Linked DNA regions of Homo sapiens: region 2 is linked to region 1. A link is an interaction called in ENCODE POLR2A ChIA-PET data of the cell type or tissue named here. Cell type or tissue: PC-9. All regions are shown on one strand. Links, peaks and the distances in the headings refer to the core of each region. The heading gives the core; the rest is flanking DNA.

Region 1 (11,025 bases), core at 984-8,983:
GGAGAATCACTTGAACCTGGAAGGTGGAGGTTGCAGTGAGCCAAGATCGCACCACTGTACTCCAGCCTGGGCAACAGAGCGAGACTCGTCTGAAAAAAAAAAAAAGAAAAAAGAATCTAAACAAATCAATATAAGTGATGGCAGCCAAGCGCAGTGGCTCACGCCTGTAATCCTAGCAGTTTGGGAGGCCGAGGTGGGTGGACCACGAGGTCAGGAGTTCAAGACCAGCCTAACATGGTGAAACCCTGTCTCTACTAAAAATACAAAAATTAGCTGGGCATGGTGGCATGCGCCTGTAATCCCAGCTACTCAGGAGTCTGAGGCAGGAGAATCACTTGAACCCGGGAGGCAGAGGTTGCAGTGAGCCGAGATGGTGCCACTGCACTCCAGCCTGGGCGACAGAGCGAGACTATGTCTCAAAAAAAAAAAAAGATGATGGCAAGCAAACTGATGCAAACTCTTAAAGAATACTGAGGCTAGGCTGGGCGTGGGGGCTCATGCCTGTAATCCCAGCACTTTGGGAGGCCGAGGTGGGTGGATCACGAGGTCAGGAGTTCAAGACCAGCCTGGCCAAGATGGTGAAACCCTGCACCTACTAAAAATAAAAAAAATTAGCCAGGCGTGATGGCAGGTGCCTGTAATCCCAGCTACTTGGGAGGCTGAGGCAGAGAATTGCTTGAACTTGGGAGGCGAAGGTTGCAGTGAGCCGAGATCACGCCACTGCACTCCAGCCTGTGCGACAGAATGAGACTGTCTCCAAAACAACAACAACAACAACAACGATAATAATAATAATAATAATAATGAGGCTCACACCTGTAATCCCAACACTTTGGGAGACCAAGGTAGGAAGATCGCTTGAGAATGTGAGACAAGCCTAGGAAAACATAGTGAGACTCCATTTCTACAAAAAAAAAATTAGCGGGGCATGGTGGTGTATGCCTGTAGTCCCAGCTACTCAGGAGGCTGAGGTGGGAGGCTCACTTAAGCCCAAGAGGTCAAGGCTGTAGTGAGTGATAATCATGCCACTGTATTCCAGTCTCCAGTCTGGGCAACAGAACGAGACCCTGTCTAAATAATAATAATAATAATAATAATGAAATGTTTCTCCTTTTAGTAAATATTTTTAAGTTGGCAAAACGACATCTCCTAAATATGTAAATTAAGGTATAGAGTACATAGCCTGCTAAACTCTGCACACTGTCTTTACTGTAGTTATCTGAAGAACTACCACCCTTTTTCTTCCTATCCAGGTGAGGCAGAGACACAAAGATATGGAAGAACATTGGACAGATTTACATCGATATATTAATTAAGGTGATTTCAGAGTTGGAGCAGGAGAGGAAGCCTTATAGATATTTTTTTTTCTTTTTGCTTGCTTGTATTTTCTTTTTAATTATTATTCAGTATTTCAAGTAGACAGAAAAGTACAGAGGATAATACAACAAATATCCAGGTACCCACCACCCAGCATTTTTACATAGTAGCATTTGATGTTTTGAAATAAGACATAAAACATTCCAAATACCCTATCACCGAGGATCCTGCATCCTCTTCTTTTCCCAGAAGTGAACATTTCTCTGAATTTGATGCTTATTATGCCCATGCATGTTGTTATACTTTTACTACATATTTTATGTAGCTACAGCATAATATGCTATGTTTACTTTATATAGTGACCTCATACTATACATATCCTCATGCAATTTTTTAGACTCTGTTTGAGAATTATATATTTTGATTCAGGTAGCTTAAGTTTATTTTAGCTACTCAGTAGTAATGTATTCTATTAATCTACTAATATATATTTCTTGTCTATGGACATTGAGGTTATTTTCAGTTTTTTCTTTAATGTTGTAGCAAAAACTTTCACTCATTTTTCTTGTGCCTACATGGGTATACACATTGTGAACTTGACTAAACATTTGCAAAAAGTTTTCTCCGGCGTTGTACCAGCTTAGGCTCACAAGCAGCATATGAAAGTCCCAGTTGTTCTGTTTCCTCACCAAAAATCGGGGTTATATCAGTCAGAATAACTAAATTATGCTACAGTAACACAATCACAAAAATCTCAGTGTCTTAATTCAACGGTCTATTTCTTCTTCATGAAGTTTTGTTATCATAGTCACTCAGGGACCAGGGCTGATGGAGCTTCCATCCTGACACCTGCTTCAATGAAGTAGGGGAAAAAACTGACTAAAGGGCTCAAATTTGGCTCTTCCCAATTTCTGCACACAAGTGACGATATCAATTCTGCTCACAATTAGTTGGCTCACACTTGTTTTAACAAGTCTTGTGACCACATCTAACTTCAAAGAGTTCCCACTCCTACCTTTAGGATCTGAATGTCTGTGAATGATGACTGCAGGTACTGATAAACAATACTTTTTCTAGTGCAGTGAGTATGAAATAGTCTCTTTATTTTTATTTATATGTCCTGATTATTTATGAGGTTGAACATACATTCATTAAGTTTGTTGGTCACTTATGTTTTCTTTTTTGAAAATTACCTGCTTATATCCTTTGCCCATTGTCTTAGTCCATTTATGCTGCTATAACAGAATACCCCAGAGTGGGTAACTTATAAAGAACAGAAATGTATTTCTCACAGCTCTGGAGGCTGGGAAGTCTAAGCTCAAGTAACTGGCATTTGGTCTGGTGAGGGCCTTCCTGCTGTGTCCTCACAGGGCAAAAGATGGAAAGGCAAGCTAGGTAAATGCTGCATGGAGCCCTTTTCCTTCTTTCCTTCTTTCCTTCCTTCCTTTTTCTTTCTCTTTCTCTCCCTCCTTCCTTCCTTCTCTCCTTCCTTCCTTCCTTCGTTCCTTCCTTCCTCCTTCCCTCCCTCCTCCCTCCCTTCCTTCTCTTTTTTCTTTCTCTCTTTTTCTTTCTTTTCTTCTTTCCTCTCTTTCTTTCCCTTTCCTTTCCCTTCCTTTCCTTTTCCCTTTCCTTTTCTTTCGTTTTTGACAGAGTCGTACTCTGTCGCCCAGGCTGGAGTGCAGTGATGTGATCATGGCTTACTGCAGCCTTGATCTTATCTGGCTCAGGTGATCCTCCCACCTCAGCCTCCCAAATAGTTGGGACTACAGGTGCACACCACCACATTCAGCTGATTATTTTTTTCTATTTTTTATTTTTTATTTTTTTGTAGAGACAAGGTTTTGCAATGTTGTCCAGGCTGGTCTCAAACTCCTGGGCTCAAGTGATCAGCTCACCTCAGCCACTCAAAAGTATTGGGATTACAGGTGTGAGCCACCACAGCTAGCCCTTTTGCCCTTTTTTTTTTTGAGATGGAGTCTCGCTCTGTCACCCAGGCTGGAGTGCAGTGGTGCGATCTTGGATCACCGCAAGCTCCGCCTCCTGGGTTCACGCCATTCTCCTGCCTCAGCCTCCTGAGTAGCTGGGACTACAGGCACCCGCCACCACGCCCAGCTAATATTTTGTATTTTTAGTAGAGACGGGGTTTCACCGTGTTAGCCAGGATGGTCTCGATCTCCTGACCTCGTGATCCACCCGCCTCGACCTCCCAAAGTGCTGGGATTACAGGCGTGAGCCACCGCGCCCAGCCTAATGCTCATATATTATTTATCTTTTGGCCCAGTAATGCAACTTCTAGGAATTTACTATGAAGATACAACTTGACAAATATAAAACAATACAAGCATAAGACTACTCATTGTAGAGTTATTTATACACAATAGCAATAATGTGGAAACAACTCAAATGTCCATCAGCAAGAGACTGGGTTGAATAATAGGACATCAGCACTCTGGAGTATTGCACAGCTATTAAAAAAACAAGGACAGGCTTTGCACAGTGGCTCACTCCTGTCATGCCAGCACTTTGGGAGGCTGAGGTGGGAGGAAAGCTTGAGCCCAGGAGTTCAAGACCAGCCTGGGCAACATAGTGAGATGTCATCTCTACAAAAAATAAAATTACCTGGGTATGGTGGCACATCCTGTGGTCCCAGCTACTTAGGAGGCTGAGGTGGGAGGACTGCTTGAGCCCAGGAGGTTGAGGCTGTAGTGAGGTGAGATCATGCCACTCAACCTGGGTGACAGAACAAGACCCTCAAAAAAAAAAAAAAAAAAACAGAGCAAGGACAATGATGATTTCTGTGAATTGATATGGAAAGAAAGAACTATATAGAGCAAGATAATTTTGTTCAAGAAATACAAACAAGACTCTAATAGATTCTCTTTAACAGTACAGTCCATTTACTATTTCAGTTAACAGTATGTTTACATTAGTCCAAAAACAAATATATGTATTTATTTTTGCAAAAAGAAACAGAGATGTAGCTGGGCATGATGGCTCACGCCTGTAATCCCAGCATTTTGGGAGGCCGAGGTGGACGAATCACGAGGTCAGGAGTTCGAGACCAGCCTGGCCAACATGGTGAAACCCCGTCTCTACTAACAATACAAAAAATTAGCTGGGCATAGTGGTGGGTGACTGTAATCCCAGCTACTCAGGAAGTTGAGGCAGGAGAATTGCTTGAACCTGGGAGGCGGAGGTTGCAGTAAGCTGAGATTGCTCCACTGCACTCCAGCCCAGGCGACAGAGTGAGACTGCATCTAAAAAAAAAAAAAAGAAAAAGAAACAGAGATGTACCAAAAATAATGAACTAGGTTATCTCTGGGGGACAGAGGAAGGAATAGGTGGAAGGGATAGAGCTGAGGAAGCTAGACTTTTCTAAGCATAACTTTTTACATAGTTTTGACTTAAAAAAATTTTAACTTTGAAATTATAGATTAAAACCAGGTGTGGTGGCTCATGCCTGTAATCCCAGCACCTTGGGAGGCCGAGGTGGGCAGATAGCTTAACTCAGGAGTTCAAGACCAGCCTAGGCAACATGGCAAAATCCCATCTCTACAAAAAATACAAAAATTAGCCAGGCGTGGTGTTGTATGCCTGTAGTTTCAGCTACTTAGGGGGCTGAGGCAGAAGGATCCCTTGAAACAGGGAGGTCAAGGCTGCAATGAGCAGAGATCGTACCACTGCACTCCAGGCTGGGCAACAGAGTGAGATCCTGTCTCAAAACAAACAAAAACAAAAAAATGTGACTTGCAAAATAATGCATTGGAGTTACTGCTCTCTTAATACAAATGCTTTGAATTGTGTCTCTGCTTGTCACCCCTGGCCTCTTTTACACCCTGGGGCAATGTGCCATTGTTAGACAAGGAGGATATGTATACCTTCCTTTTGGAAAAAGGATGACTGTAAAAGCAGAAATAAGAAAAGAGAAGCTGTGCCCACAACACTAACATGCTTTTAGGCAAGTCAATTTTAGGAAAGAGTTTATATGAAACTGAAGATCTGGGAATTGATCCCTTAAGAACAAAGTCTGAGTACCCTTTGAAGTCCACTGGTATACCCGTGCCTTTTTGCCTACTCCTTTTTATTCTTACAACCTACTCCAATTGCACCTCTGTCTCCACAACTCAATTGAACATACTTTACAAAGGCCATCAATGACATGCACATTGCTAAACATACACAAAAAATCATGAGCAAGTAGTTACAAGCTTTAGGACAGATATAAAAAGAAATTCTAACGCAGAAATTTTATCCAAAGTTTCATCCATTTTATAATCAATATTAGTAAAAAAGACCAAGACACATGGGCTGGGTGCGGTGGCTCATGCCTGTAATTACAGCACTTTGGGAGGCCGAGGTGGGTGGATCACCTGAGGTCAGGAATTTGAGACCAGCCTGGCCAACAGGGTGAGACCCCATCTCTACTTAAAACACAAAAATTAGCAGGGCATGGTGGTGCACACCTGTTGTCCCAGCTACTTGGGAGGCTGAGACAGGAGAATCTCTTGAACCTGGGAGGCGGAGGTTGCAGCGAGCCAAGATCACGCCACTGCACTCCAGCCTGGGTGACAGACTGAGACTCTGTCAAAAACAAAAACAAAACAAAACAAAAAGACTTAAGACATGGAGTACATTAGTTTAGGGACAGGTCTCCTGATCTAGCCGGCTCCAAGCAGGAGTGAGATAGTTGTGCAGGGGTGCATTTAAGCAAACCTGGCTGGTCCATTTTCTGAACTAGCCAGTCCACTAGAATTTTGATGAAGCATCTCATCAGGTATGGACATGTTGACTAAGAGTCAACTCTGTAAAATGTTTGAAGAGATTTATTCTGAGCCAAATATGAGTGATTATGACCCGTGACACGGCCCTCAGGAGGTCCTGAGAACATGTGCCCAAGGTGTTCGGGGCACAGCTTGGTTTTATACATTTTAGGGAGGCATGAGACATCAATGAAATACGTTTAAGAAATAACATTGGTTTGGTTCAGAAAGATGGAGCAACTCAAAGCAGGGATTTCCAGGCTATAGGTAAAGGTAAACATTTTCTTTTTTTTTTCTGTGATGGAGTCTCACTTTGTTGCCCAAGCTGGAGTGCAGTGGCACGATCTCTGCTTACTGCAACCTCTGCCCGCCGGGTTCAAGCAATTCTCCTTCCTCAGCTTCCCAAGTAGCTGGGACTACAGGTGCATGCCACTACGCCCGGCTAAATTTTTGTATTTTAGTAGAGACGGGGTTTCACCATGTTGCCCAGGCTGGTCTCGAACTCCTGAGGTCAGGCAATCTGCCCGCCTTGGTCTTCCAAAGTGCTGGGATTAGAGGCATGAGACACTGTGCCCAGCCAATTTAAACATTTTCTAATTGACAAATGGTTGAGTTCACAATTGTCTGAAGACCTGGGATCAATAGGAAGCACATGTTCAGGTTAAGATAAAAGATTATAATACTTCAAAAGGTTCTTTTGAAGTCTTATAATGGCTACCCTTAGAGATGATAGATGACAAATGTTTCCTATTCAGACCTTTAAAACAATGCTAGACTCTCAGTCTCTTCAGGATTGGGAGGGCCTGGAAGAAAAAGATCTAGCTGTGTTAATAGAGATTCTTTACAGATGCATATTTTCCCCCACAAAGCACAGCTTTGCAGGACCATTTCAAAATATGGCAAAGAAACATGTTTTGGGGTAAAATATTTTGACTTTCTTCTTTGTCACATGTCATGCCAGAGTCAGACTGGAAAGCAAGTCACCATATATAGGGTTAAATAAAACTCATCTGATGAGAATTTATGGTTTGTTGGGCATGACTCCCCAGGCCCCTTAGATAGGAATTTGGGCCAGATTAAAAAAAAAAAAAAAAATCAAAGCTTAGTCCTGAGGCAGCTTCTGAAATGGTGGGAAAAAATGTGAGTTTTGAGGAAACATTTGGTTCAGCCATTGTTCTTAAGAGATACTGACATTTCAACCTACTATAAAGAGGGAAATTTAAAGTATTAAAGTATTAATGAGTTGGTAGGACCCGCTTTTCTTTTTTTTTTTTTTTTTAATTCACTGGCCCCGAAAGAAACTTCTCTGTCAGGCCACAATATAACCAGATACCAGACACACGAGATGTTTTGGAGGGAGGGTGGTGGAGCCAAGATTGCAGCTCCTTATTGAGGAAAACAGTCCTCAGAGATCCAGAGTCATTTCTCCTGTGTTCAGCTTGAAAACCTTGGGCAACTTCTGGAGATTTCAACGTCTCACAGAGTGCGGAAACATGACTGGCGCAGCATCCTTTCCGGAATTGGTGATGTCCTTCCTGTAAGGGTTGATTTTCCATCTCATCAACCAAATCGGGAAAGCCGCAGCATCCTTTTCTCCAAGAATGACAGGTGGTTTATCTCAGGCTTTTCTGTCCCGGCGCCTTTCTCTCCAATGCAGTCTATGGAATATATATATAGAGAGAGAGCGTGAGAGAGAGAGAGACGGAGTCTCGCTCTGTCGCCCAGGCTGAAGTGCAGTAGCGCGATCTTGGCTCACTGCAAGCTCCGCCTCCCGGGTTCACGCCGTTCTCCTGCCTCAGCCTCTCGAGTAGCTGAGACTACAGGCGCCCGCCACCACGCCCAGCTAATTTTTTTGTATTTTTAGGAGAGATGGGGTTTCACCGTGTTAGCCAGGATGGTCTCGATCTGCTGACCTCGTGATCCGCCCGTCTCGGCCTCCCACAGTGCTGGGATTACAGGCATGAACCACCGCGTCCGGCCTGGAATATTTTAAAATATGCAGATTATTAACCCCGACACTTTTGAAAGTCCTTTGTAACCAACTTCCTCCTCAATATAAAATATTAATGTAATTTGGCCGGGTGAGGTGGCTCACGCCTGTAATTCTAGCACTTTGGGAGGCCGAGGCGGGTGGACTGCCTGAGCTCAGGAGTTTGAGACCAGCCTGGGCAACACGGTGAAACTCCGTTTCTACTAAAATACAAAAAATTAGCCGGGTGTGGTGGCGCGCGCCTGTAATCCCAGCTACTCAGGAGGCTGAGGCAGGAGAATTGCTGGAGTCCGGGAGGCGGAGGTGCAGTGAGCCGAGATCGCGCCACTGCACTGCAGCCTGGGGAACAGGGCGAGAATCCGACTCTTTAAAAAAAGAGAAAAAAATTTAAGTAATTTAATTTTTTATTTTTTTCCGCCCCCGCCGTCCCGCCCCTAGCATTAATTTTTAAAACTCGCTTTAGACACCGTTTGGAGGGGGCCAGGTGCTGAATACCTGCTGATGTAATGCAGTGATTTTTTGTTTGAGGGCCACAGGAAGACCCCTTGTGGCTGTTGTACTGGCATTCCCTCTTCATAGCAGGGATGGTGCCTCTGGACATTTTCCGACAGCAGGGATCGTTGGGTGAGGTTAGCAGCGCCAGCCCGGGTTAGCGGAAGCAGCCTTCAGGTCTCCTAGGAGAGCAGGTTTATGAGCATGCGCAGCGGATTTTCCGTTAGGGAAGCCGATGGGGCGCGGCTCCTTGGAGCATGCGCACACAAACTTTCCGCTAGGAATCAAGCGAGCATGCGCACACAGATGTTAGGGTTCGGGCGAGCTATTTGGAGCCTGCGCAGTCAGATCCGAGGACATGTTGACGTCGTCCGAGAGTCTTAAAATCCTGCTCTGGCCGGATTCCAGACTCGTGGGGGAAAGGCTGGTATGTTCGTTTTATAACAGGAGTTTTAGCGTCATCTTTTGTCCTTGGATAAGTTTTTCCAAATATAAATATATTAAATATTCATTTAAAATATCTAAGAATTAACAGGCAGCAGTGCATTAGACAAATGGGCGAAGTACTGGGGTACCAAGTTCACAGAAAAATAGTAGTTAAAAATAGACTTTAAATATATGAAAAGATGCTTAGCTGCATGTTTTTGTGTTTTTTATTTATTTATTTATTTTTTTGAGATGGAGTCCTGTGTTGCCCAAGCTGGAGTGCAGTAATGCAATCTCGGCTCACTGCACCCTCCGCTGCCCGGGTTCAAGTGATTCTCCCACCTCAGCCTCCCGAGTAGCTGGAATTACAGGCAGGTGCCACCACGCCAGGCTAATTTTTATATTTTTAGTAGAGATGGGGTTCACCATGTTGGCCAGGCTGGTCTCGAACTCCTGACCTCAGGTTATCGGCCTGCCTCAGACTCCCAAAGTGCTGGGATTACAGGCGTGAGCCACCGCGCCCGGCCTGTTTTGTATTTTATTTTTTCTGAGACAGGTGGCACGATCACAGCTCACTACAGCCTCCACTTCCCAAGCCCAAGCAATCCTCCCACCTCAGTTTCACCAAGTGCTAGGATTACAGGCCAGCTTCAGTTTTAATAAAAATGCAAATCATCATGATTGGTGAACATTGAAACGTTTGGTAATATACTCAATATAGGAGGGTGTCAGGAAAACAGGTGCAGTGTTACAGTGCTAGTAGGAGCAGAATGCAGCAATCCTTAGTGGTTATCAAAACCACACTGAATAATATTTGCATTTTGATCCAACAATCCCACTTTGGGGAATTTTGCCTCCAAATACACTTGCATACATGTAAAGTAATATGTGTATGAGATTATTGATTGTAATAGCAAAAGGTTGTAAACTACGTGAGTATCCATCAGAAGACTGATATTATAAACTACAGTACATACACACAATGGAACATTATGCAGCTATGAAAAAGAGTGAGGAATCAGTTCCCAACATACTAATGTGGAACCATCTCTAGCATATCTTACTAAGCGAAAAAAGCCCAGGTGCCAAACAGTGTATAAATTATGCTTTTTGTGTAGAAAAGGATAAATGAGAGTCATATGATCCTTATTTCCACATAAATTCTGGCAATATACTCAAGAAACTAATAGTCATGGTTTCTTATGAGATGGAGGGTAGGACTGAGATAGGGTGAGAGACTTCTCAATGTATTCCTCATTATAATATATTGAATTATCTGAATGCTGTTCATTAAAAACAAAAATAACACTACAATAACTTTTTTTAAAAAAGCTAGAAACATATAATATTAAAAAAGGGGCCAGGTGCGGTGGCTCATGCTTGTAATCCCAGCATTTTGGGAGGCCGAGACGGGCAGATCACGAGGTCAGGAGATGGAGACCGTCGTGGCCAATGTGGTGAAACCCCGTCTCTACTAAAAATACAAAAATTAGACTGGCGTGGTGGCGCATGCCTGTGGTCCCAGCTACTCAGGAGGCTGAGGCAGGAGAATTGAATCGCTTGAACCAGGGAGTCGGAGGTTGCAGTGAGCCGAGATGGCGCCACTGCACTCCAGCCTGGCGACAGAGCAAGACTTCGTCTCAAAAAAAAAAACAAAAAACAAAAAAACTGGAGGCTGGGTGTGTGGCTCACACCTCTAATCCCACCACTTTGGAAGACTGAGACAGGAGGATTGCTTGAGCACAGGAGTTTTGAGACCAACCTGGGCAGCATGGTGAAAACCCACATCTACAAAAAGAACATCAACAACAAAAAACCTCCAAATTAGATGGGAGTGGTGGTGGGCGCCTGTAGGCCCAACTACCCGGGAGGCTGAGGTGGGGGGATCGGTTGAGCCCAGGAGACAGAGGTTACAGTGAGCTGAGATCCTGCCACTGCACTCCAGCCTAGGCAACAGAGGAAGACTCTCAAAAAAAGAGAAAGAAAGAAAAAAAGGTGAAATTATGGGAGATTTTTCCTTTCCTTTCCTTTTTTTTTTTT
Region 2 (11,025 bases), core at 905-8,904, 160 kb after region 1:
ATAAATAAATAAATAAATAAATTAAAACAGTCTTTAATGTTAAAGACTTTACAAAGATACCCAACACACATGTGAGGTGGTGTCCATATGGAAAAAAAATTATCACACAGATATTAAATTTATTTGCCTCATTTTCTCCAATTTGGTCAGTTAATTTGTATAAGCACACAAAACAAACACTGATGCACATCATTTCACCTCTGTGTATTTTCTCTAAACATTACTTTTTGTTACTAAGAACAAAAAACAATATTAAAAGCATACTGTAATATGAAAAAACACTAATATAAAATGTCAATAATTTTAGAAAACATCTTCATCTTACATTTAGCCTCTGATACATTATTCACCCATTATTCACCCTCACTAAATAAACAAATGAACATTAAAATGCAGTGGCACTTTTTACCTACTATATGGGTAAAAACTATATTCAGATTTACTGAGGGTACATCAACAGGCAATCTTCTACACTGTCAATAGGAATGTAAACTGGTAACAGCCTCTAGGAGAGTAAAGAGATTTTGTGGGCTCACCTGCTCATCTGAGATATTCTGGAATGCCATCAACATATTAGGACATGTAGGAAGAAGCATCAGTAGCTCCCAGACCCGCCTAGACAGATTTTCTGCATGAAGATGAAGTTCTTCACATCGTAAGCTCTACACAAATAAGAACAACTACTTTATCAAAACAGATCAGAAAAGAAAAAGTTTTAAGTTCAAATTTTTGCATAAAGTAATGATCAAATTTGCTAATAGTTTTTAGCCTCACTTTTTGAAAAGTGAGAAATGAAACATTTGTTATATGATACATATTTGAGAAAATTAATAGCCAAGCAGTGTTTTTTCAACTTCTTACTGAACATTTTTCTAGAAAAGCTTTCCTCTAAGACTGATCATGTTCCTCATGAAACTTTTCAAATAAAAGTGAAAACATCTGTTTAAAGGCCAGAAAATTCTAACAAATTTCAATATGACAATCATCTATTTCCATTTTGCAGGTCACTATTCTAAGCACAATAAAGACTGGGTGAATTAAATCCTTGAACTTCCATTTAGGAAAAGAGCCTGTTTCTCTTATGTTGCTAATCTAAACCTCATTTTCCAGTCTCAGATGAACAGACGTTAAGAAGAAAGCAAACAATTTTAGAGACCTATTTTTTTCCATTATCATTTGTTAAATCTTGCTAAGTTCCAAAACTTGCTAAGGCAAGAGTAAGCTAAACAACGTTTCAAAAACCACTTAGGAAATAGGCAATTAAACAAAAATTTAAAGTACCACCCTGAGAGGTAAAAAGAGTAAAAACTAAAATTGACAGTTTTGGTATTTTCCACGGAGTATAAATTTATTACTACTGCTACTATCACAGTGATTCTTTGGTATAACATGGTCTAGGGATATTCTATAAGCCTATAAAAAGAAACTTAGTTCTTTTGGTATAATGGCAGAAACATGGTGCACTTTGGTGGCAAGAAAATCTTTATTTTTTTTTTGAGATGGAGTTTCGCTCTTGTAGCCCAGGCTGGAGTGCAATGGCACGATCTCAGCTCACTGCAACCTCCGCCTCCCGGGTTCAAGCAATTCTCCAATGTCAAGGAAATCTTAGAAAGTTTCAAGGTAAATTTGGTCTTTCACAAGCTTGATGAACAAAGAGAAGCAACCCTCGAGTAACACTTGCGCTATACTTGAGGAAATGGCACTCAGTTCTTCAATAAAACAACTCATCATTCCGTTGTAAATAACCATTAAAAAGAGAAATATTGAATTCTATGCAAAAAAGGATTAGAAGGAAAAATATCTTCAAAGTGTGCATAAGTATGTTCTGCAATGACTGAAAGTCTCATGAGACATACACAGTAAAGATACTTTATTTTTACTTTTTTGTGTAACTCTCATCAGGGCCAAACCTATCTTATTCAGCAAAAAATCCCTGTTATCAACCTGCCAAAAATAAGATTCAATAAAATATCTGCAGCTGGGTGCAGTGGCTCCCACCTGTAATCCTAGCACTTTGGGAGGCAGAGGTGGGCGGATCACAAGGTCAGGAGATCAAGACCATGCTGGCTAACAGAGTGAAACCCTGTCTCTACAAAAATACAAAAAAAAAAAAAAAAAAAAAAAACTAGCTGGGCGTGGTGGCGTGCGCCTGTAGTCCCAGCTACTCAGGAGGCTGAGGCAGGAGAATGACTTGAACCTGGGAGGCGGAGGTTGCAGTGAGCCGATAACTTGTCACTGCACTCCAGCCTGGAGGACAGAGTGAGACTCTGTCTCAAAAAAAAAAAAAAAAAAAAAAAAAAAAAAAAAAATCTGCTGAAACAATGAAATGCTTTCCCTTTGGTTTAAGTCTCACTACTCAGACTAACGTAACAGCCTATTAACATAACAGCCCAGGATCTCTTATCACTGGTCCTGGTTTTCTCTACTACATCCTCCACACAAACATCTAAATTTTGTTTCTAAAAGCCCAGAAAAGAGCTCATTTTGCTGCTTAAAACCAGCCATAATGATGGATTAAAAAAAAAAAATCATTTAGGTCCTTTTGCGATACAAGTTACAGTCTACCTTTCTGTCCTAGTATTTAAATTACACTATGCTAGTATTCCCAGGTCCTCAAACATGGCATTTGCTTTCTTATTGAGGAAAATCTGTAATGCTTTTCTCTTCACTCTTAACAGTAGCTGGACCCAATTTGAACAACTCCTCTTTTGAAAAAACCTTCTGCAAATTTTTGTCCCCCTCCTCACATTATTCCCCTAATACATGGAACAGAACACCAGCACTAGGTGAGAAAACAGAGGTTTCATGGGCACCTATTAATGATTATTCTGCTTGAAAAAACAATGGGTATTTCTTGGGAATTTAAGAATGTACCATCACGTGAGAAACTGAGGTATAAGAAACAGAAGGCTCAATGGCAGCCCACTGCATCCATTATCAAACACATCATGGAAACGGGAAGAAGTCACTTAACAATCTTGGGGAAGAAAGAAAAGCATACTAGCCTAACACAGGGAAAACTATCAAAATACCACCATTTTACCTGCCTCTCAATCTCAAAATTGTGATTCACTGCATAAGCTACATGAATACATGAAAAGGTCTTAGAATAAGCCCATTTAAAGGCATTGTTTTAAAAGTTAGTGGATTGAATATGGCTCCTTTAGGTGATATCACACATACTCTTGCCTCTGAATGCCATCTTCAGGCTGGGCACAGCAGCTTATGCCTACGATCCCAGCACTTTAGGAGGCTGAGGTGGGAGGATCGCTTGAAGCCAGGAGTTTGAAACCAACCTGGGCAACATAGAGAGACCATGTCTACAAAATATTAAAAAATTAGCCAGGCACATTGGCATGCACCTGGAGTTCCACCTATTCAGGACGCTGAGGCAGCAGGATCACTTGAACCTGAGAGATCAAGGCTACAACTGAGCTACGATCATACCACTGCACTGCAGCCTGGGTGACACACTGAGACCATGTCTCACAAAAATAAAAATAATAATAAAATAAATGGCATCTTTATAGTGATAACCCACAAACCATTTTTCTAGACTATACCTTTTCCTCTGAGCTCCATACTTATATATCCAAGTGATTACCTGACATCTCTATTTGATGTTCCTCAGGCATCTATCTATCCTTCAGCTCAAATGGAATCCACCCAGTTGCACAGGCCAGAAACCCAGTGCCATTTCTGTCTTCCTTCTCCTCTTCATTCCCTACTCCTAAAACCCAAACCACCACCAAGTGATGTTGTTTTGACCTGTTGTCGATTTATTTCCACTGCTGCCATCCTATTTCAGGGCAACTTGTTCCTGGACTCGTATATCAAATGCTTTACTGACTTTGTTACTTTCTCCAAAGAAACTTATTAGGTATAAAACAAAAATCAGAACATGTGTTTATCCTCTGTTTAAAATCTTTTAATGTTGTCCACTTTGAGTAAAATGGAAATGACTCACGATGACGCAAAAGGTTTACATTATTTCGCTCTGCCTACCTTTCCAATTTCATTCCTCCCATTCTACTCTCCCATCCTCTTCCCCATTCTCCTTTCTAGCTAGCACACGGCACCATGCCCAGCTAATTTTTGTATTTTTAGTAGAGACGGGGTTTCACCATGTTGGTCAGGCTGCTCTTGAACTCCTGACCTCGTGATCTGCCCATCTCAGCCTCCCAAAGTGCTGGGATCACAGGCGTGAGCCACCGCCCCGGCCCAATTTTACTACTCTTAAAAGATTACTGAGGGCCAGGCACGGTGGCTCATGCCTGTAATCCCAGCACTTTGGGAGGCTGACATGGGTGGATCATGAGGTCAGGAGTTCAAGACCAGCCTGACCAACACAGTGAAACCCCATCTCTACTAGAAATGCAAAAATTAGCCAGGTGTGGTTGCACACGCCGGTAATCCCAGCTACTTGGGAGGCTGAGGCAGGAGAATGGCATGAACCCGGGAGGTGGAGCTTGCAGTGAGATGAGATTGCACCACTGCACTCCAGCCTGGTCAACAGAGTGAGATGCCGTCTCAAAAAAAGAAAACAAAAAAAAAATGAACAAAAAAAAAAAAGGAGAGAAAATTATTATATACTTTATAACGTTTTATAAACTATACTTTTATTAAAGTTACTATATCCTCTCAACAGAGACACAAAACAAGATTTGTGAAAATGAAACATAGTCACCTCACTATCATCCACTGCCACTTTTCCTGAGGGTGGTTTAAATGATGCAAGCATCTCTAATAAATCAAAAAGAGTAGTTAAATGAGGCTCTTGTAAAAGCAAAAGCATTGGAATGTTGTCCTTCTGAGGGGGTGGGAGGCAAGATGCTGGCAGCTGAACACCTTCCCCTTTCCGCTCTCTCCTTGGTGCACCCAAAGATACAAATACCATCTATAAAAAACAGGAAAAAAAATTTATGCATATCAAGCTTTTAGTTTAATAAAACGGTAAATCTGAAGTATAGAATCACTTAAAATTTTAATATAACAAAGCAATAAGAGCTGTTTTTAAACTACATCTGCGACTATTCAACTGATGATTATAAACAGATCATTAAAACTCAAACCACGTTTTATATATGTACCTGCATATCCTTAAAACCAAGCTCATGAAGTGCTTTTTCATCATAATCTGTTGTTAACTCGTGTCCAGATGAAATCATCCTGACAGGTCCCATGAGGCCTCCTTAAAAACAGCAAAACATGGAAATGAATTTGTTTTTAAGAATTAACTTACTTGCTGATAAGAATATGTAGTTGTAGCAATTAAACACACTGTATGTTAAGTTTAAATGTAATCTAAGGTAAAGACAGAAAACTCAGTAGATTGAGGATAGTTATTTCTAGAATGCATTAAGTCCTTTTAGCTGCCTACACCTTCAACTTCATTTCCCACCATCTTCCCTATCTCACACTATGTTCAGCCAACTGGCCTCCTTGCCCTTTCTTGAAAATAACAAGTATATTACCAACTCAAGGACTAAGATTTCTCTCCAGGAATTCAAGATACTTATTTTCTCACCTCTTTCAAGTCTCTCATCCAATGGGAGCTTTTTCCTTACCGCCCAATCTAAAAGCTTCACTTCACCATTAACCCTTTACTCTCCTTTATCTTTCTTTAAAGCACTTGTTAACACCTCATATTTGTTATCTGGGAAGGGATGGGAGGGTGAGGAGAAAAAAGAGAGGGAAGGAAAGGAAAAAGGAAAGAAAGAAAGAAAGAAAAAAAGGAAAGGGAAAAGGAAAGGAAGACTGACAAATTCCCAGTTCCACAAGGGCAGAGGTGTTTTATTCACACATGCATGCCAGGCACTAAAATGGAGAAGACATTCAAATTAAGTATTGTATAATGTACAACTTTTTCGGGAAAAAAAATGATTAGAGCAGGAAAATTAAGCAAAATTAAATGTCTGATGAATAATTTAAACTTTAAAAATATTGCTAAACTTCATTCAATATAGAAAAACTCCACTGAACAGACACTAAACAATTACTTTCAAGAAAAATGAGTGGGGTAAGGCTATCGCTTTTCATAATGACACATAACATTTTAAAATTACCTTTCCCTTCACATAATAAAAAAGGTTTGTGGAAAAATATTTCAAACACAGAAGGAATATGTTTTTCTTCCAAGACGAGTCATATTGGCAATTTGCCTTAAGCACAATTTTTTTATAAGTAAATTGCTAATCATTGTGTAGCTAAATCTATGATTCTTTCCCTTTCTCATTATTTCTAGCCCTCAATCTTGGCCCTCAAAATGGTTTGACAAACGTTCAATCCTATTTTCTTCTAAATTTTCCTACCATTGTTAACACAGATACAACATTTTAAACATATCCTAAATATTAGAAAAAGGGGTTTTTCTTTCCCCAAACTGAACAAGTCATATATGACTAATTTTCAGTATCCATTCTATATCATTTAACTAACAATTCCCATACCAAAATCAAATTATGGTTTAATGTTTATACAGCTAGTACGGAAGTTCAACTTTCTATTATCCTTTTGAATTTTTCTCCCAGGACTTTTTTGTTTTTTCTTTTTTCATAAAGTGCCAATTTACTGACCTCCCAGAACTTATAATATTGCTTAGTTTATTCATACAGATAACTTCACAGTAATTTCATCAAATTTTAAACAAAAATTACATTGGAATTACTGATAGAACATTTTAAAAAATAAATTTACCTAACATCTTTACAATATTCTGTACAGAGACATGCTATTTCAATTTACTCAGATGTTCGCTTATCTCCAAAAGTTTTATTCTCACATTTTACAAAGACCTCATATTATTGTAAGTTTTTTTTTTTGAGACGGAGTGTCACTCTGTCACCCAGGCTGGAGTGCAGTGGCTCAATCTCAGCTCACTGCAACCTCCGCCTCCTGGGTTCAAGCAATTCTCCAGTCTCGGCCTCCTGAATAGCTGGGACTACAGGCGTGCACCATCACACTTAACTAATTTTTGTATTTTTAGTAGAGACGGGTTTCTCCATGTTGGCCAGGCTGGTCTTGAACTCTTGACCTCCGGTGATCCGCCTGCCTCGGCCCCCCAAAGTGCTGGGATTACAGCCATGAGCCACCACGGCCCAGCCAGAATATCGTAACATCTTAAAATTGCTATTATATACTTGATTTAGTGTCCTATTCATCATGTTGCTCACAAATTATAACTGAATAATCTAATAGCGATACCATTTTATAGTGTATTTTACTTTATTCAAATCATTTTGTATTATACAAAACCAGAAGAAAAGTAAATGCTTATGAAGCAGCGTATTCATTAGGAAAAGCTTTGGCTACTGGATGGACAGAAATTCTGTATTAAACTTTTTTTTTTTTTGAGACAGAGTCTCGCTCTGTCGCCCACGCTGGAGTGCAGTGGCACAATCTCAGCTCACTGCAAGCTCCGCCTCCTGGGTTCACGCCATTCTCCTGCCTCAGCCTCCCAAGTAGCTGGGACTACAGGCGCCTGCCACCACGCCTGGCTCATTTTTTGTATTTTTAGTAGAGATGGGGTTTCACCATGTTAGCCAGGATGGTGTTATCTCCTGACCTCGTGATCTGCCCGCCTCGGCCTCCCAAAGTGCTGGGATTACAGTGTGAGCCATTAATACTTTGGTAGTTTTTTTGTTTTGTTTTGTTTTGAGGAGTCTCGCTCTGTCGCCCAGGCTGGAGTGCAATGGCATGATCTCGGCTCACTAACACCTCCACCTCCTGGGCTTAAGCGATTCTCATGCCTCAGCCTTCCAAGTAGCTGGGATTACGGGTGCACACCACCAGGCCCAGCTAATTTTTGTATTTTTAGTAGAGACAGGGTTTCGTCATGTTGGCCAGGCTGGTCTCGACCTCCTGACCGCAAATGATCCGCCTGCCTTGGCCTCAAAGCCTTGGGATTACAGGCATGAGCTACCACGCCTGGCAATATTTTGGTAGATTTTTATTAAATGTCTAACTTGATGAGACAATTAAATGTAATGATTGATATTTGCAATATTAAAACACTCTCAGTCATGATTAATTGCTACTCTAATAAAGCATGCATAACTTTGTTCCAAAAGAGAACTGCAATGACTAGCAATTTATTTAGCATACTGGCCTGTATTTGATATGAGATAGGCCAATATTCTATGTGTTAATGACAAGTGTTATGGTTTGAATATAAGTGTTCCCCAAATCTGTATGTCGAATCCTAATTACCAAGGTGATGATATTTGGAGGTGGGACCTTTTGGAGGTTATTAGATATCAGGCAGAGTCCTCCATCAATGGGAGTGGTGTCTCTACAAAAGAGGCTCAAAGGAGCTTGCTTGAGCCTTCTACCAAATGAAGACACAGCAATAAAGCACTATCTATGAGAAAGCTGTCACTTGACACTGAATCTGCTGGCACCTTGATCTTGGAATTCCCAGGTTCCAGACCATGAGAAATAAATTTCTTTTGTTTATAAGCTACCCCATTTATGGTAGTTTTATATAGCACGCTGGATGGACAATGACAACACATTAATGTTGACTATTATGGCTGAACTGGATTTTATAATACATTGAGCTGCTTTCTATCTTTTACTACTTTTGAGAAGATCTTTTTAACATAATAACTGCTTATTCTTTATCAGTTCTAAATAGAATTTCTACCTTTTAAAAAAAATAGCATTTCAAGACAAAATGAAATCTCAAAAAACTCTTGATTTATAATTGAATACTGAAAACACACGTCATTTTTCCCCTTTACAACTCCAATAAAATAAATTTTAAAAATTTTACAGACGTAGGACGGGTGTGGTGGCTCACGCCTGTAATCCCAGCACTTTGGGAGGCCGAGGTGGGCCGATCATGAGGTCAGGAGCTCGAGACCAGCCTGGCCAATATGATGAAACCCTGTTTCTACTAAAAATACAACAATTAGCCAGGCGTGGTGGAGTGCGCCTGTAGTCGCAGCTACTTGGGAGGCTGAGGCAGAAAAATTGCTTGACCCCAAAGGCGGAGGTTGCACTGAGCCGAGATTACGCCACTGCACTCCAGCCTGGGCAACAGTGCGAGACTCAAGAAAAAAAAAAATTTACAGACATAAACTGACAAGGAGAAAAAAAGAAGAGATCATACCAACAAAGTATGCAAGATGACCACAAAATAAACTTGTGATGAACAGCAAGCCCCGAAAAAAGATAAATCCCAAAATGATTTAGCATAAGAGTAAGATCAACATCTAACACTCACACACAAAAAAACAAAAGGAAGAAAGAAAAGGAACAGTGCCTTAGAAATCAGCAACACCTTAACCAATAGCATAGAAACATTATAGGCTCAGAAATTAAAAGGTTAAGGAGAGAAGAAAAAGAGAAAAAAATGAAGCACTATATAATTGCTAACCTTTTCTAAGTTTGATAAAAGTTATAATCTCACAGATCTAAGAAGGTAAACTAAACCCAGATCTCAAACAGAAAGAAAGGCAGACTCATAATCAAAATGCTGAAAATCACTGTTAAAGAAAAATCTTTATATCCTTTTTTTTTTCCCCGTCGTTGGCTGTAAAGGACAAAAGATAAGGAAAACCACCAATTCAGGTCACAAACTTTGCAAGCCAAATAATAACAGAACAACAATTTTAAAGTTCTAAAACAGAAGTGTCTGTTCATATCCTTTGCCCACTTTTTGATGGGGTTGTTTTTTTCTTGTAAATTTGAGTTCTTTGTAGATTCTGGATATTAGCCCTTTGTCAGATGAGCAGATTGCAAAAATTTCCTCCCATTCTGTAGGTTGCCTGTTCACTCTGATGGTAGTTTCTTTTGCTGTGCAGAAGCTCTTTAAATAGATCCCATTTGTCTATTTTGGCTTTGTTGCCATTGCTTTTGGTGTTTTGGACATGAAGTCCTTGCCCATGCCTATGTCCTGAATGGTATTGCCTAGGTTTTCTTCTAGGGTTTTTATGGTTTTAGGTCTTAAGTCTTTAATCCATCTTGAATTATTTTTTGTATAAGGTGTAAGGAAGGGATCCAGTTTCAGCTTCCTACATATGGCTAGCCAGTTTTCCCAGCATCATTTATTAAATAGGGAATCCTTTCCCCATTGCTTATTTTTGTCAGGTTTGTCAAAGAACAGATGGTTGTAGATGTGTGGTATTATTTCTGAGGGTTCTGTTCTGTTCCACTGGTCTATATCTCTGTTTTGGTACCAGTACCATGCTGTTTTGGTTACTATAGCCTTGTAGTATAGTTTGAAGTCAGGTAGCATGATGCCTCCAGCTTTGTTCTTTTGGCTTAGGATTGTCTTGGCAATGCGGGCCCTTTTTTGGTTTCATATGAACTTTAAAGTAGTCCAATTCTGTGAAGAAAGTCATTGGTAGCTTGAGGGGATGGCACTGCATCTATAAATTACCTTGGTCAGTATGGCCAGACACTTCTCAAAAGAAGACATTTATGCAGCCAAAAGACACATGAAAAAATGCTCATCATCACTGGCCATCAGAGAAATGCAAATCAAAACCACAATGAGATACCATCTCACACCAGTTAGAATGGCGATCATTAAAAAGTCAGGAAACAACAGCTGCTGGAGAGGATGTGGAGAAATAGGAACACTATTACCCAGTTGGTGGGACTGTAAACTAGTTCAACCATTGTGGAAGACAGTGTGGCGATTCCTCAGGGATCTAGAACTAGAAATACCATTTGACCCAGCCATCCCATTACTAGGTATATACCCAAAGGATTATAAATCATGCTGCTATAAAGACACATGCACACATATGTTTATTGTGGCACTATTCACAAGAGCAAAGACTTGGAACCAACCCAAATGTCCATCAATGATAGACTGGATTAAGAAAATGTGGCACATATACACCATGGAATACTATGCAGCCATAAAAAAGGATGAGTCCATGTCCTTTGTAGGGACATGGATGAAGCTGGAAACCATCATTCTCAGCAAACTATCACAAGGACAAAAATCCAAACACCGCATGTTCTCACTCATAGGTGGGAATTGAACAATGAGAACACTTGGACACAAGAAGG

Evidence for each region. ChIA-PET counts read pairs that join two places held together with the same protein. Peaks named below come from ENCODE experiments on the same cell type or tissue, not always from the same donor. Only the 100,000 strongest peaks of a DNase experiment are listed, where the experiment ranks them.
Region 2: POLR2A ChIA-PET joins it to region 1 with 11 read pairs; 2 of 35 experiments call an interaction of 5 or more read pairs at or near these places.

What each region holds. Positions count from the first base shown.
Region 1 is chr2:61,136,211-61,147,235 of GRCh38, forward strand. It overlaps C2orf74-DT (C2orf74 divergent transcript), which reads right to left and starts at 8,765. Exons shown (of 2, transcript NR_036496.1): 1 at 8,563-8,765; 2 at 5,382-7,735. LOC105374759 (a long non-coding RNA gene) reads right to left here and starts at 3,974. Exons shown (of 3, transcript XR_940137.1): 1 at 3,937-3,974. It also overlaps a transcript of SANBR not described here and a transcript of C2orf74 not described here. RefSeq lists enhancers at 7,978-8,899, 8,594-8,943. In PC-9, for the core only: no CTCF peak of the experiment used is centred there; a DNase peak (open chromatin) is centred at 8,821; H3K4me3 peaks cover 1,222 bases.
Region 2 is chr2:61,296,264-61,307,288 of GRCh38, forward strand. It overlaps USP34 (ubiquitin specific peptidase 34), which reads right to left. Exons shown (of 80, transcript NM_014709.4): 28 at 5,091-5,191; 29 at 4,688-4,897; 30 at 537-662. Among named protein-coding and RNA genes, the nearest start is that of SNORA70B, 120 kb to the right of the region's middle. In PC-9, for the core only: no CTCF peak of the experiment used is centred there; no DNase peak of the experiment used is centred there.